2 separate regions of the Homo sapiens genome follow, and region 2 is linked to region 1. Evidence: chromatin loops called from intact Hi-C (ENCODE). Cell type or tissue: mammary epithelial cell. All regions are shown on one strand.

Evidence for each region. Hi-C counts contacts between places; a loop is a spot of excess contacts. Peaks named below come from ENCODE experiments on the same cell type or tissue, not always from the same donor. Only the 100,000 strongest peaks of a DNase experiment are listed, where the experiment ranks them.
Region 2: a loop joins it to region 1, with 6 times the contacts of the local background. A loop is called at or near these places in 29 of 110 quality-filtered maps.

What each region holds. Positions count from the first base shown.
Region 1 is chr6:116,267,502-116,270,001 of GRCh38, forward strand. It overlaps a transcript of DSE not described here. Among named protein-coding and RNA genes, the nearest start is that of TSPYL1, 11 kb to the right of the region's middle. In mammary epithelial cell, a CTCF peak has its summit at 1,212 (motif pointing right); a DNase peak (open chromatin) is centred at 1,230; H3K27ac peaks cover 315 bases.
Region 2 is chr6:116,535,019-116,537,518 of GRCh38, forward strand. The region is part of intron 3 of TRAPPC3L (trafficking protein particle complex subunit 3L); the gene reads right to left. It also overlaps a transcript of CALHM4 not described here. Among named protein-coding and RNA genes, the nearest start is that of TRAPPC3L, 9.4 kb to the right of the region's middle. In mammary epithelial cell, a CTCF peak has its summit at 1,299 (motif pointing right); a DNase peak (open chromatin) is centred at 1,433; H3K27ac peaks cover 680 bases.

The sequences.
Region 1 (2,500 bases):
ACAGCTGTACAATATTTGTGTTCTAAGCTAAGTGTCATTATAAAAGACTCAAAAAGTTTTAAAAAGTTAAAACATAAAGTAAAAAAGTTACAGTAAGCTAAGGTTAATTTATTATTGGAGAAAGAAAAATTTTTTTATAAACTTAGTGTCCCAAAGTGTACAATGTTTATAAAATGTACAATAGCATATTAGTCCATTTTCACACTGCTATAAAGAACTGCCTGAGACTGGGTAATTTATAAAGAAAAGAGGTTTAATTGACTGACAGTTCCGTATGCCTGAGGAGCCCTCAGGAAACTTACAATCATGACAGAAGGTGAAGGGGAAGCAAGGCACATCTAACCATGACAAAGCTTGAGAGAGAGAGAGAGAGAGCAAGCCACATACTTTTAAACCCCCAGATCTCATGAGAGCTCACTATAAAAAGAACAGTAAGGAGGAAGTCTGCCCCCATGATTCAGTCACCTCCCACCAGGCCCCTCTGACATGTAAGGATTACAATTTGAGATGAGATTTGGGTGGGGACACAGAGCCAAACCGTATCAAGTAGTGTACAGTAATGTCCTAGACCTTCACATGCGCTTACCACTCACTCACTGACTCACCCAGATCAACTTCCAGTCCTACAGGCTCCATTAATGGTAAGTGTCCTATACAGGTATACCATTTTAAAATATTTTATGCCATCTTTTTACAGTAGTTTTTCTATGTAGATATGTTAGTTACACAACATATGTTAGATATGTTTAGTTACACAAATACTTGCCATTGTGTTCCTATTGCTTATAGAATTCAGTACAGTAATATGCTGCACAGGCTTGTAGCCTAGGAGCAATAGACTATACCATAGAGCCTACATGTGTAGTAGGCTATAGCATTTAGGTTTGTGTAAGTATATTGTATGATGTTTGCACAATGATGAAATTGCCTAATGACACATTTCTCAGAATGTCTCATTGTTAAGTGAAACATGACTGAACTGCTATGTTCTAGACTTAAAAAATAATGAATTTTTCATCTACATGAATGTTTTGAGCTGGAAAATTATTTTATATAGGGCACTATCCCTCACATTCACGATGTCTAGCATCCCTAATGCCCTTAATGAATACCAGCTGCAGCCCTATTCATCGTAATAACCAAAATTACTACTGAAAATTTCCCAAATATCCCCTAGAGGGAGGTATGCATATACATTGAGAATCAAGTTTTCTAAATGCCTGTAGCTGTGATATTCCCATTCCTGGTCACTAGAGGGAGGAAGTAGTCTTTAGGATGATAGTACGATTCTGTTTTGTCTGCCCTCAAAGTTCAAGTTTAAGCTGATATAGATCAGCTTGGCAAAAATAGATCATATTTCAGTAAAATAACTGTGGCATAGTTTCTCACATATGTTTGGTACTCTTTATTATTACAATGGAATCACATTTCTATTTTATTTAGGCTATCACTGTTACAAAAGTAATATTTTCTCAGGCTAATTATCTAGTTATGATCACTGCCTGTGATAATACTTTAAAAAAAAAAAGAAAAAAAAAAACCTCATATGCTCCTGCTTTCACCAGTCTTAAGAGAAACCAGAGACAAAGGCTCTGACCTGAATGACCCCACACCTTTGTATGCTGGTTAAAGATGCACCCTTTGAAATCAAACAGATCTGACGTCAAGTCCCAGTTCTGTTACTTACTAGCTGTTTAATTTAGGCAAGTCACTTCAGCTCTCTAAGCCACAATTTACTCATATACAAAATGAATATAATAAAACAACTTACAGAATTATCATGAAGGTGAAATGAGATATCTGTGAAGTGTTTTTCACAATATGCTTTCAATAAATAGAAGCTGACTTGCTCATTTTTATTATTTTTATGCTAAGAATTACATTAAATAAACAATATTGTAGGCAGTATAAAATCAATGTCAAATTCTATTATGAAACTGTAATTGTATAAAAGTTGAGAAACAAAAGTCATCCATGTAAAATAAGTGAAAGGTTTGTGGAAGAAAAGAAGAGTTGAATTGGACCAAGTAGATTGGATACCATTTGAATAATCTGAGGAAGTCATGAAACACTAGCACATAGTAATAATGCTTGTCCACTATGTTACAGTTAATTCCTAATGATTCTAGACATATGGTATTTTGGGCTGATAGGGAAAACAACCCTTTTTGCTCTAACTAAAGTGCTTTACCACATTCTTCCACATATCACTTTAAAGACTTTATAAAATATATTAAGAAAAAACTAGATGCATGAAATACATACTTTTAATAGCTGACTTTAAGCAGACTTGGTTGCTCAAAGTCACATTTTCTGTGAGGAACATACAGTCTGTATTTCAAACCAAGTTTGACCTGAAAATCTTTGCTTATAATAGACTAACACATTCAGTTCATCAATATTGGATCAAGACTGGAACACAGCCACTCTCTGAAATCACATTCCAATTAAACATCTACCATGCTAAGAATGTAAGATATAAAGATGAAGAAGACACAGT
Region 2 (2,500 bases), 270 kb after region 1:
AAAGCTTCTCAACTTTGACAAACATAATTTGTGCAAGGCCGAGCAGTTATAAACATTGTCAGTAACTAGAAGGTATGGATGGATGCTCTGCAGGAGGCTTTGGAAGCTACATTCACCACACTCAGCTATTTATGATTATAATTCAATGTGCAGATGATAGCTAGTGAAAATAACACCTGAAATTCAGAAGAATGACAGCTGAAAGAGGTCTCTTCTGACAAATATGGAAACCAAAGTTTGGACAGCTTAAGCAACTTGCTTGGAGTCACACAGTGGGAATGTGGATCAGCAGGATGTGGACTCTTCCTTTTTAATCTCCACTACATTGGACATGGTTAGGCCAGTGCTCATCTACTGGTGAGGATCACAGCTCCTTGTGTCCAAACTACTTTCAAAAGGCAACATTATTATAATTATTGTCAAGCCTAGCCTTTATAATCATCTTGATTTAAATGATCAAGTTTATCTCTAATTAGCTTCTCCTAATAACGAAACTATTTTATCATAAATGTGTTTGGAAACCCTAAAATATATTTTGTATAACTAAGGAGGTTTTTTGGCTCTTTGACCAGAGACAGGTGCAATTGCACTTTCTACTTTCCCTTATAATAAACAGAAAGACATATAGGTCTGTAAGTAACAGTTGAATTATCTAATATTTCATTATTACAACTAAAATCAGCTATGGTAATTCTACTGAATATTACACATTTTCATTTAGACCAACTGCAAAATTTTTCTCAGAACAGTTACCATAGTAGAAAAATATCTTTAAAGATATATTTTAAACAATTAGTTTGTGGAAAAAACACTAGAATAAGGTCAAAAGAATTAAATTCTAAGCTGGCTTTTCTTACTATGTGTCCATGGTGATAGCAGATAAGTCTCAATTATTCTATCAGTAAAATGGGGCTAATGATAGATGATAGATGTTCTTTTTATTTCACAAGGTTCTTATAAGGGAAATACAGGTAATAGGTAGGAGTTACTTTGAACTTTTATAAAGAAAATATCAATGCTATTAAAGTTTTTCAATACCATGTTATAATGCTGTTGACTTACAAATGTTCAAAATAAATTAGTATGTCTTATTTAATATTTGTAGTTGTACTTTGAAGTAACTACTACAAAAAGTTAAGTTGTATATTATAAAATTCTGTTTTAAAAATGGATGAATTTTAATGTTGTAGGAATGAGACTTTATAATTAACTTGGCATCTTTTTTTTATATAAAATGCAAGGTCAACTAAAGATTTTTGCCTTCAATGATTTGGCCATTATCATGGGATTTCTTTTCAGACCACTAGATGGCGCAACTTAAGTCTACTACTTGTTAAAAGACATTGTCAGAGGCCTAATGACAGACCGACCTCCTCTTTGAAGAAAAAAACTAGTGAGGGAAACAAGAGAGGGGAATGTTATGAATACCTGAAGTTACACAGTCCTTCTCTCGCAAAGGCAGAGGCGTGCTGAGTGCAGTGTAAGTTCAGGAAACCTGTTCCTACATGTAGTCTTTTTACTAACTCAGAGGGAGGGATCACTTCTCCTGTCTGGGCATAGGTTTCTTCATCTAGTCAATTCTCTTCAAATGCATTCCTTCTCTCTCTTTCCTTCCCTGGAGACAGGACAGAGATCATGAGTTTTATGGGTGCCATGGTCTCTAGGTGCTCAGTACTTGAGACGGATGATGATGGTGTTCGGTAGAAGTGTGTGGTCTGAGAGGGGAGCCAAACAAATTTTACAGCCATTAGGTTCTATTCTTGACTCTGCCATGCTCTGGGAGCAGCATGTGACTACAGTAAACTTCTTCTGAACTTGGCCTAGTTCTCTGTAAAACTGACTGTATCATTTGACATCTGCCTCCTCTGAGGAGAGTTTACAAGGATTAATAAGATAATGCTGCCACAGGCCCGACGTTTGGATGAAAGCTGCTAATTTTTAACAAAGCTTCAGTGGGCAGGTCCATAACTAAAGTCTGACCTTTCATCTTTGTCAAAGTGCTCCTGAAATGGGTGACATTAGTGCTACAAGTAAAGGAACATTTTGTTGGAGAAGTAAAAATGATCAAGAGGAAGGAAATCAGGCCTTTGAAGGAAGGTGCAAAGAGCAGGGACAGTTGTCTTACACTAGAGAAGGGTGAAGGTGATGAATATTCTCCTCATTGACAAGAAAGAATCTTGCATAGGAGTGGAAGTGGATCTTTTTCCTGTTCACTGAGGACAGAAGACACAGGAAGGAATTCATCAGAATGGTTGATAAGACATGAAAATCTTAGAGAAGGGATATTTGGAAAGCAGATGTTGTACATTTTTCTAATAGGGGAGAATCAAGCAGACTTGTTTCTAACTTGGTGAAAATTGTGTACCATTAGGAGGTCAAATTTCGTTAGAATCTTCTTTACTCTTTTAAAGACAGAATATGGTTTCTGAATATAATTTCTAAATGGGGAACATTCTGGGTTTTTTTCATGGGTCTTTTCCTGCTGAGATATGAATTCATT